Regions from separate parts of the Homo sapiens genome. Here region 2 is linked to region 1. Evidence: read pairs that join two places in POLR2A ChIA-PET (ENCODE). Cell type or tissue: A673. All regions are shown on one strand. Each heading gives the region's core, and the rest is flanking DNA. Links, peaks and the distances in the headings are about the cores only. Region 1 holds the start of NFE2 (nuclear factor, erythroid 2). Region 2 holds the start of MIR3198-2 (microRNA 3198-2).

Region 1 (5,370 bases), core at 260-5,259:
AGCCACCGCGCCCGGCCTATTTTGTTTTTGTGAGACAGGGTTTTGCTCTGTCACCCAGGCTGGAGTGCACTGGCACAATCACAGCTCACTGCAGCCTCAACCTCCTGGGCTCAAGCCATCCTTTCACCTCAGCCTTCTGAGTAGCTAGGAGTACAGGTGCATGCCATCATGCCCGGCTATTTTTTTTTTAATTTTTTGTAGAACCAGGGTCCCACTATGTTGCCCAGGCTGGTCTCAAACTCCTAGGCTGAAATGATTCTCCTTCCTCAGCCTCCCAAAGTGCTGGGATTAGAGGTGTGAGCCACTGTGCCCAGCCTCAAGCCCACTAATAAGACTCAAGATCTATGATGCACCGTGAAACTACTTCTCTTTCTAGATTTAGAATTAAGCCCCAGGCCAACATGGTGAAACCCCATCTCTACTAAAAATACAAAAATTAGCTGGGCGTGGTGGCAGGCGCCTGTAATCCCAGCTACTTGGGAAGCTGAGGCAGGAGAATCGCTTGAAACCGGGAGGCGGAGGCTGCAGTGAGCCGAGATCACACCAGTGCATTTCGGCCTGGGTGACAGAGCAAGACTCCATCTCAAAATAATAATAATAATAATAATAACAATAATAATAAAATACAGTAGAATTAAGCCCCAGGGATTATTTCTTCTGGGACTATACTAGGTTTATCTATCAGCCTTCATCCATTTTGGTGTTAGTACTAGGCTCTGCTAAAGGGCATTAACTCTTAGATGCCAGGGTCTGGGAACCTCAGTCGTATCTAACTCCCTTGAAAGCCCCAAACCCTTTTGTCCTGAGAATGGGGTTCAGTCTCCCCTTAACTCCTGAGTCAATCGTCTAAAAATTGTTATCTGAGGAAAGAAACCTCCTCAAAGACTTTTTTAAATCCTATCCTTACCCAAACTGGAACACAAGGAACAATGAGTTATATGCTTCAGAAAATCTAGTCCACCATCTGAGCCTCTGTGTATACCAGGGCCCCCCGCTAAGAGGGGCCTCGCTATTCCTTGGTCCCAGACCCCTCTACCACCTCCCCCAAGCATCGGGGTAACCGCCCGGCTCTGCTGCCTAGGATAACGCCCAGCCCTCCCCTTGCCCCCTGTGGCTGCCTCCCCTTTCCGTCTGTTGAGAGAGGAAGCCAGGGGGTGTTGGGTGCAACCCTGCAGGGCACTGATAAAGGGCCAGCCCTGCCCCCACCCTCTGGGGCCACTGCGGTCAGACCAGCAGGCAAGCAGGCAAGGCAGCCAGCTCCCTCTGGGACCCATGGCCCTCCCCTGGTTCCACCTCTACCCACCCCGCCCTTCTCGGGAAGCTGGTTGCATAACTCAGTGGGGTGTTTGGCAACATTGCTTGTGGCTTGACCTGCTGCTGCTGGTGGTGTACACACACGTTATGAGGGTGAGGGTAGGGGTGGGTTGACCAGGTGTGACAAGAAGTGAATCTTTTAGGGAGTGGGTTAGCAGCATACGTGGAGAATGATAAAATAGTAAAGATATGTGGCCGTGGTTTTCTCCGTATCGTATTCTGTCTCTGCTACCTTTGATGAAGTGGGAGAATCTTGAGGATAGGAAAACCTTAGACATCCCTGCTTTACCAAGTCTTAGGCACTATCCAACCCATTCAGGCTGGCTCCTAATGTTTTGCAATTTGTAAATCAAACAAAGGAGACTTAAGGTAGAAAGGTGTTTGGTCTGGATTTCAGGAATCTGAGAGGAAGGGGCTAAAGGAACCATCCCCTCCTTTGAGGGCTGTAAAGGGTGTTCTGCCTCCAGAACACAGCCTGAGAACCACAGTGAAGTCCTCTTTTTCTGTAGGAGAGGAGTGAGGGTGAGATGGGAGAGACATCTCCACCTAGCCAGTCACCTTATTGAAGGAAGGCTGTCTCTTCACTTAGAACACCCTACTTGACTATGTCTGTCCCTTCAAATAAGTAGTAGATGACCTCAAACACTTCTATGAATCCCTACTATTTATAGGATAAAGTACACTCTCCCTAGATTGACTCTCAAGACATTGTATAATTTAGCCCCTGTCAAATTTTCCAGGCTTATCTTCTCCTACTTCCCATCCCATACCCCAACCTAGCAAACCCAAAGTATTGCTCTGTATTTTATGCCTCCATGCCTTCACATCTTTGCTTGGAATACTCTTTTCCACTTCTCTGCCTGGGAAATTCCTAGTTTTTCTCCACAGCCTAACTTAATTGTCACCTCCTCTGTAAAGCCTTCCTTGAATTTCACTGGGCAGAATTTATTTCCTCTTCTTCTCCATAGCACTGTATATACACCTTTATTTTTTTAATTCAAATTTTTTTTTTTTTTCTAGATAGAGTCTTGCTCTGTCGCCCAGGCTGGAGTGCAGTGGCACGATCTCAGCTCACTGCAACCTCCACCTCCTGGGTTCAAGTGATTCTCCTGCCTCAGCCTCCTGAGTAGCTGGAATTACAGGCACATGCCACCACGCCTGGCTAATTTTTGTATTTTTAGTAGAGAAGGGGTTTCACCATGTTGGTCAGACTGGTCTCGAACGCCCGACCTCAGGTGATCTGCCAGCCTCAGCCTCCCAAAGTGTTGGGATTACAGGCATGAGCCACCGTGCCTGGCCTATTTTATTTTATTTTATTATATACACCTTATTAATGTAATTCCCTGACTAGACTTGACTGAAGATACAGACTGTCTTGCTCATCTTTGTGTTCCTGGGATGTAAAACATAGTAGACACTCAATAAATATTTGTTGAATGAATGAATGATGAGCCTTGTGTTACCCATAATTGTCTATGCAACACCAGTATCCTGAACTGATAATTCTTATTCAATAAATGTTTGTTGACTATCTATAACCTGATATCATTATATAGTCAGCCACAAGTGTGACTGTTACCATTCTTCATCCCCTCTGAGTGGCCCAAATAAATATGCAAATGAGAGAATTATATCTGAGAGCCTACATATGTGACCCAGATTCATGCCCAAGTCTGAAGAGATTCTGAACCCACATGTAACATGTAATGAAGGCATTGGATTGCCTCCTGTCTTACCTTGATCATGCATGTGCAGTCATGATCTACTGGAAAAGGGATGGAATTCAAAGCATTTAACCATAGGTTTGGCATGGGCATTGGCCAATTCCAGCAGAAGCAGGCAGCACAGGAGGCTCCTTATGGTACCAGCATTGCCTCTTTACTTCCATGGTTGTGTTGCTGGGTTGTTGGGGATCTTAGAGGAGAACTAGGCTATTGGTGGAGTCGTGGGGGACACTTAGAGGGCTCACAGCAGCTGCCTTTTATCAACTAGGACTGAACATTTTCATTATTTTAACAGCAAATACAATCCCATCAGAGCATGCTGGTTGAATGCCAGTCCTACTCCAGAGTGGCACCTATCTGCTTCCCCAGTCTTCAGATGTTTCTAATTTAACTTGAACATTGTAAGAAGAAAAAATGTAAGCTGCAGATGTCAGGATTGAAGCTAGACATATAGAGCTGAAAGCCATTACAAATTAGGAGGAAGAAAGGCTCTTTTCTCACAGTCTGTGGAGAAAGATGTTTGACCTGGGGCTTTGGTGGTGTAGCTTGCAGGCAAAAAGATGAATAAGTGGGCTGGGTGAGGTGGCTCATGCCTGTAATCCCAGCACTTTGGGAGGCCAAGAGGGGAGGATTGCTTGAGCCCAAGAATTCAATACCAGCCAAGGCAATATAGTGAGACACCACTTCTACCAAAAAAAAAAAAAAAAAAAAAAATTAGCTGGGCATGGTTGCACTGACCCATAGAACCAGCTACTTGGGAGGCTGAGGTGGGAGGATTGCTTAAGCCTGGGAGTTTGAGACTGTAGTGAAACATGTTCACACCACTGCACTCCAGCCTGGGAGACAGAGTGAGCCCCTCTCTGGAAAAAAAAAAAAAAAAAGATGAATAAGGGTACTTACTGGCCTAACAGAGTTGGGTGCCATGTGGCTGGGGTGCTTTGCCTGGGAGAAAGGAGGACAAAGGACACCTGGGGTCCCCTTTACGGGAGGTGAATAATCTCCCTGCTGGGTGGCCCCCCACCTAACTCCCTTCACACACTGACAAAAACCTGGCCAAGAAAGAATCCTTTGTCCTGGGACTTCTGAGGCTGAGGGGGGAGGGGAGAAGGCTACAGGTGAAAGGACACATCAAAGCAGTCAGTTGCCCCTCCTCCTCCAAATAGTTCCCCTGCCCTTGTTCCCAGAGCCCAGGTTTTCTGTAAATGAAGGCTATACCCTAAACGTCCAACTGCCTAGACAGCTGGGAAGCTAGACACCTGGTCCTTACCTTCAGCTGCCTTCCACCTTGATATGACTCAGTTTCCCTGTCCCTAGGAGAGCCGTGGGGACACAAGGCGACGACAACCTGTATAAAGTTTAAAGGTCACATTCGAGTGGACCATCAGGTTGGAATTCGTCAAATGCATGGGAGAAACGCAGACCTGGCTGGACTCCTGGGCTGAAAAGGAGGGCTGGGAGAGGCTTGGAGCCATGTGTGCCCCCGCTGGCCAGGAGCAAGGTGGGGGCGGGGTGTGGGCAGAAACCACATCGGGCTCAAGTTTCCTCTCTTGGCCGAAAGGGGCAGGAGGAGAGGAGAGCCACGGGGAAAGGGGAGGGTTGGAGGAAGGACTGAGAACTCAGGCCGAGGGCTTCAGACGCTGGTGCGCCTGCTTGGGGCTCCTGTGCTCAGCTCAGCCTGAGCTTCCACACTCAGCGCTCAGCAATGGCCCGGGGGCGGGGCGCGGTCCTCGCAGATTCTCAAAGGTAGCCGGGATCCTCGTCCAGCAGTGTCAGCTCAGGCTCAGCCTCCCCAGAGACAACACCGGGAGCCTCATCTCTCTCCTCACCCTGCTGTGACTCCACCACAGGTGCCTGAAAGGCAGGGTGTGTGTGGGGGGGGCGGATTCCAGTGAGATCCGAGGGGCAGGCTGGGGGGTGAAGGAGGTGAGGGGGGAAAATAACCAACTTTCGGTATCCTAGGAGACCTCAGACTTTCTAGATTGCCCCTGGTTTAGGAATCTGACATATTTGGGAACTCCTCTAGGAGAAGACCTAAGTGGTTTCTTGGGTGCTCTGGGATCCTTGGGGTGGAGGCTGTGAATGGGGATCAGAGAGGGGTCTCCAGAGGCAAGGCACCGCTGAGGGGCTGGGGAGTAGCCAGGAGGAATCCTTCAACTGGTGGGCTACCCTGAGGGAACCAATAGACTACCCTTTCCCCAACTCCATTCCATTACTCTGCCCTGTCTAGGCAGCTGAGAAGGTTTAGGGAAAGCTGAGGAATTGGAAACACTGGATATCTGAACCTCTGAGAAGTGTTGCAAGGTGCGGGGGTTGGATGGGAGATTGCCTCTGG
Region 2 (5,370 bases), core at 118-5,117, 74 kb after region 1:
GGGCCTCTCCTTCCTCATAGGGACCAGCTGATTGAATAAATGTGACCACCTTATTTCCACCCCCCACCCCCAAAAGCTACATTGGAATTATTTTTCCTAGAAATGTGTATAACACTCAGAATTGGGCATTGATCCTTAAAGCTTCATCCCATTCACCGTATTCAACATCTGTCATCTCTTAGTGTCTGCAGTCTGAACCTAACCTTGACCTTTTTTCCCTCTGGTTTGAGAAAACTTTGGACACTATTTCTACTTGGCCAGGTGTGGGCTCAAGAGCCTTACTCTTTCCATCTCAGTTTAGGGGCGCAGCCAGCTCCTCTTCCCAATAGGGCTCTTTCTGCTTTCCCTCTCCTTGGCCCTAGATTTGTAATCCATGAAAAAGCACAAGGTCCTGGCTCCTTGCGGTCACATTCTGGTTCTCTGTGTTTTGTGGACTCTGCTCTCACTGTTCACCCAGCACTAGCAGTACCAGATGGTTCTGTGGAGTCCTGGGGAATGGAGAGAGCACAGTCTGACTCCCTGCCAAGTAGCCAGGAGTTGACTTGCCCATGGTCCGCTGGCTTTCCCACCACTTCCTACAGGATGGGATCTAAGAGACTCAAGAGCTGGGTTTCTTTCAGCACTCTGTACTGTCCCAAATAGCAAACAAATCACTTTGTAGCCAGATTTCTGAATGGAAATGAGAAATTGAATTCTCCATGGACTTTTAGGTTTATGGGGGAGTTTTAGCTGTGTTTCTTGGTTTTATTTCAGCCAAACATGTCTGCTTTTGATTTTTTTTTTAAAGTATAAGTGGTCTATATATATGTTCACCTTTTAAATGTAAATGTTTAAAAAGTAAGCATTTATGTGTTTCCATAACTGACATCTGATGCAGACCTCATTCTCTCCCCCTCTTCTACCCTCCTCTTTTCCCCCTTTTCATACTCTTGTATTGGTTCTAATAAATGGTTGCTTTTCAAATATGGATTCTGAGTGGTGGTTTAAAGATCTGGGTCTTATGCCCCTTCTTTAATTTGGGCCCTGGAGTGTCAGCTCAATTTCTGAAAGAGCAACAAGACTTGGAGAACATGGGCTTCTTTTCTAAGGATTATTGGTCTCTGACTTTCTGCAAATAACCACAGGTTGGCGCAAGCCTGAGGAAATAAGATAATGCGTATCCTGTTTCCTACTCTTATTTCCTTAACTGGTTCAGTGTGTACCTTTCCTGGTTTCCATGCTCTTCTCTGCTCCTAATGGTTCAGAGAATAAATATTAGGCTTCAGCAACCTAGGGATCCCTGGAAGAGTCATCTCATGGCTATTAGAACTTATGGAATACCACATCAAGCAAATGCAGTCTAAATCAGGTTTGAAAATATGTGAATTTGTAAACTTTGTATTTTATCTTTCTGATTTGCTTCACAAATACCAAAGAAACTTCTCTGAGGATGGAAGGCTTGCAGGTCAGGAACATGGTGTGAGGTCAGTTGGAAGTTAGGAGGAGGAAAGTATGTGGATAATCAAGAAATTATCGAATAATATAAGCCTGATGTAGCCCTGAATCTAATGGAGATAGGCAGAAACTCACAGAAGAGAGAAGTGAGGAAGATGAAGGGGTCACCAAACCCAGATATCCTCCCACTGATATGTGAGGCCTCTGGAGCGGAGCACTTGTTTCTACCATCTCTTACCTGCAATTCTCCCCTCTTGTTTTCCTTTCTTGCTGAGTTATAGGGTCTCCCCAGTCTAATCTCGTAAAGTCTTATGAAGACATCTGTAGGTTGGCTGGCTTAATGGTCCATGACCTCATAAACATGGGACAGGAGAGCCATTTGGTCCACTTCAGAGCCAGACCCTTCTGGACATTATTTATTTCCTACCATGGAAGCCTGAGACTGCTTGCCCTCTTCCCTTTCGATCTCTTTCTTGCTCTCTAAACATCATGTCACTTTGTCTCTGTCTCAGGCCCACTGGAAAGCACAACTCCAGGGTTTTGACACCCACGCTTGTATTCCTAAACTATGTCTTGGTTTTTGTTTCCCTCAGTGAGGGGCTGTGCCTGCATGGCGTTCATTCAGATGACCTCATCATTGCTCATAGCTCTCCTCCCAGGAATCTTGCCTCAGTGTGCTGGAGAAGTCAGGAACTGGGCAATTTTGCCTCTCCTTTTGTCTTCATTAAAGAGCTTCAGAGCTTGTGAAATCAGTGCAGCACTGGCAGCCTGGGGAAAATGGAGGATCACTGTGTGGGAATCCCCTTCATTGGATCACTGAGCACACAGTTCTATGTTTTTCTTTTTTTTTTTTTTTGAAATGGAGTCTCGCTCTTTTGCCAAGGCTGGAGTGCAGTGGCGTAATCTTGGCTTACTGCAACCTCTGCCTCCCAGGTTCAAGCGATTCTCCTGCCTCAACCTCCCGAGTAGCTGGGACTACAGGCGCCCACCACCACACCTGGCTAATTTTTGTTTTGTTTTGTTTGAGACAGAGTCTTGCTCTTGTTGCGTAGGCTGGAGTGCAATGGCATGATCTCAACTCACTGCAACCTCCGCCTCCCGGGTGCAAGCGATTCTCCTCTCTCAGCCTCCTGAGTAGCTAGGATTACAGGCGTGAGCCACTGTGCCCAGCCTAATTTTTTTTTTTTTTTTTTTTTTTTTTTAGTAGAGACAGGGTTTCCCCATGTTGACAAGGCTGGTCTCGAACTCCTGACCTCAAGTGATCTGCCCGCCTCGGCCTCCCAAAGTGTTGAGATTACAGGTGTGAGCCACAGCGCCTGGCCTGAGCACACAGTTCTAAATCGCTCTGTTAAGAGTCAGCAGCCCTCAGCCTCTGCTCTTTGGAAGTAAGTGTGAGCTGGGGGTGAAAGCCCCAGTACTGAGGGCTGCTGAATGTGAGTGTGTGCAGAGGAGAGCCCATTATATCCTGTGGACACACCAAAGTGCTCCCCAAGCCTTGAGAGTGACTTGTGCATCTGTGTTGGGGAACAGGAAGACAAGGTGAAAGCTGGGGGCCAACTGGTGTGTGTGGGCATGCCACACAGGCATTGCGGGGATTCTGTTGTTCAGGCCAAGATGAGGCAGCAGCCACTGTGAGAATACCCCAAGAATTCACCTGCTTAAAGTCACAGAGAAGATGAAGACAGATGAAGGGAAGGGTCTGATTCTCAGCTCTTTGGCTACTTGGCCTTTTTTCCTCTTCCCTGTTGCTCTCCTGCTTTCCCCTCCCACTCCGCAGCTGTAACATCTTGCTTTCCAGTTGCTGGCTCCCTCCTCTCTCTTAGCTTCTGCATTTATTTGTGAGGCTGTATTTTTTATGGTTTCTCCCCTTTGTCTACTATATTGTGTGTATTTTTCTCTTTGTCTTCTTTTCTTCCTTTTCTAGTCTCTCCACCCCATGTTCTCAACATCCCCTTTAAATTCCATAAGCAACCTCAATTTGGACATTTAATTTTAACCCCATCAAATTATTTCTTATAACAATCTGGGACTCTTTATGAGCTCTTTCTCCCCCATGCTGCTTCTGGAAACAGGTGCTTCTGTTTATGTGTATAATGTGATGCCCCCTCCCACACTGGGAGAGGTGATGCTGGCTCAATAGCCTCATGCCTCGTCTCAGCAAAGCGTTGTTTGATCATTTGGTTATGAGCCAAGGAGGGAGGAAGAGATGCTGAGAATCGAGCTTGCTGATATATTTGGGGGCTGCTGAGATGAAAAGGTTTAGGGTTATTATTGTAGCCTTTCCTTTTAATTCCTCTTTCTGCTGCTGCTATCTTCTGGAGAAGGAAGCTGGTAGGAAGCTGAGGTATTGACCACAGCTGCTGCAGCTTATGAAATTCTTACAAAATTAGCTATTAGGGAGGCTGAGGCAGGAGAATTGCTTGAACCCGGGAGGCAGAGATTGCGGTGAGCCGAGATCATGCCACTGCACTCCAGCCTGGGCAACAAGAGCAAAACTCTGTCTCAAAAAAAAAAGAACAAAAAGAAATTCTGCTTCTACATCTGCAGCAAGGGTAGGGGTAGGGATAGGGGGTGGAGATGGGGTTGAGGTAGGAGGGCAGGTAAACTAGGGTCCTTGCCTTTGCTGTGTAGGAAGGAATGGGAGAGTCCATTCCTTCAGACTGTTTCCATGCAGCACTTACTTATGCAGCCTGTTTCCCCTTTGCTTCTCCCCACTCCACTCCACACTATAATCCTCTGCTTCTGTACATTTCAGCTATTCTTGGTAGGAGCCAGGACAGCCCAGCTCCTAGACGCCTGGGCCTGTCCTCTGTCACATACCCCCTTGCTCTAGTTCCTGCCTTACCCTTCTAGTCCTGTCTGCGCATGGAGCTGGGAGATAGAGAGGATGGGGCTGCCACAATGCTCCCAGGAGAGAGCAGGGCTGGGGCTCCCTGCTGCTCAAGGGTGTGGTGCAGCCACATGTCTTGCTTCTGGAGCAGGTCACAGGATGCTTCCTCCGTGTTTTTTTCTGCCCTTTTAATTTCCCTCTCCCTAACCTTTTCACTGTTCATTGTCCTTTCTAGTTACTGTATTTTCCTTTTTATCGTCTTCTCAGTTCTTCCCATTTTCCTCTCCCATTTTTTGTTTTTTTTGATATGGAGTCTTGCTCTTGTTGCCCAGGCTGGAGTGCAATGGTGCGATATCGGCTCACTACACCTTCTGCCTCCTGGGTTCAAGTGATTTTCCTACCTCAGCCTCCCGAGTAGCTGGGATTACAGGTGCCCACCACTATGCCCAACTAGTTTTTGTATTTTTAGTAGAGACAGGGTTTCGCCATGTTGGGCAGACTGGTCTCGAACTCCTGATCTCCGGTGATCCGCCCACCTCGGACTCCCAAAGTGCTGGGATTACAGGTGTGAGCCACCGCACCCGGCCCCTGTTTTTTATTTTCATGTGTCAGAGAGTACAGAGCTAATAAGGGGGAGTGAGGGAAAGGTTTAAGTTGGAAAGAAAAGTGTAGATGGTTTTTCCTCATTTCCTTTGGAAATGTGGGGAAGCGGGGAGACTACCATCTTTCTCTTCCTGGGAACTGGAGCATCTCTCCATCCCCAGCACTCCTGATTCTCTCAGCAGTGATGTCTAAAACGGATTCATTATCTTGAAAAATAGTTCCAATTCTTATTGTGTGTGTGTGTGTGTGTGTGATTACATATTTGTGAGAGAGAACACAGTCAGTTATCTGTGTGGTATATTTCTGTTAAAAATTTAAAGATGATCACTTTTGAGAATTTTATAACCCTCCTTAACATGATTGGAGCCATCTGGTTGTTGCAACAAGACTGGAAATTACTGGTCTCCAGTGTCCCACTAAACCAGTTGGGTCCTTATTTCTGTCCGAAATTTTTGCTGCCTTATTTAGCATGGGAATGAAAACTTTCTTTGGGGATCTCCTTT

Evidence for each region. Peaks named below come from ENCODE experiments on the same cell type or tissue, not always from the same donor. Only the 100,000 strongest peaks of a DNase experiment are listed, where the experiment ranks them.
Region 2: POLR2A ChIA-PET joins it to region 1 with 11 read pairs; 11 of 35 experiments call an interaction of 5 or more read pairs at or near these places.

What each region holds. Positions count from the first base shown.
Region 1 is chr12:54,300,316-54,305,685 of GRCh38, reverse strand. It overlaps NFE2 (nuclear factor, erythroid 2), which reads left to right and starts at 4,671. Exons shown (of 3, transcript NM_001136023.3): 1 at 4,671-4,885. RefSeq lists cis regulatory regions at 925-1,445, 1,625-2,125, 3,925-4,899 and an enhancer at 3,784-4,524. In A673, for the core only: no CTCF peak of the experiment used is centred there; no DNase peak of the experiment used is centred there.
Region 2 is chr12:54,226,539-54,231,908 of GRCh38, reverse strand. CBX5 (chromobox 5) reads left to right here. Exons shown (of 5, transcript NM_012117.3): 5 at 1-967. MIR3198-2 (microRNA 3198-2) reads left to right here and starts at 433; the gene lies at 433-512. In A673, for the core only: no CTCF peak of the experiment used is centred there; a DNase peak (open chromatin) is centred at 2,078; H3K27ac peaks cover 641 bases.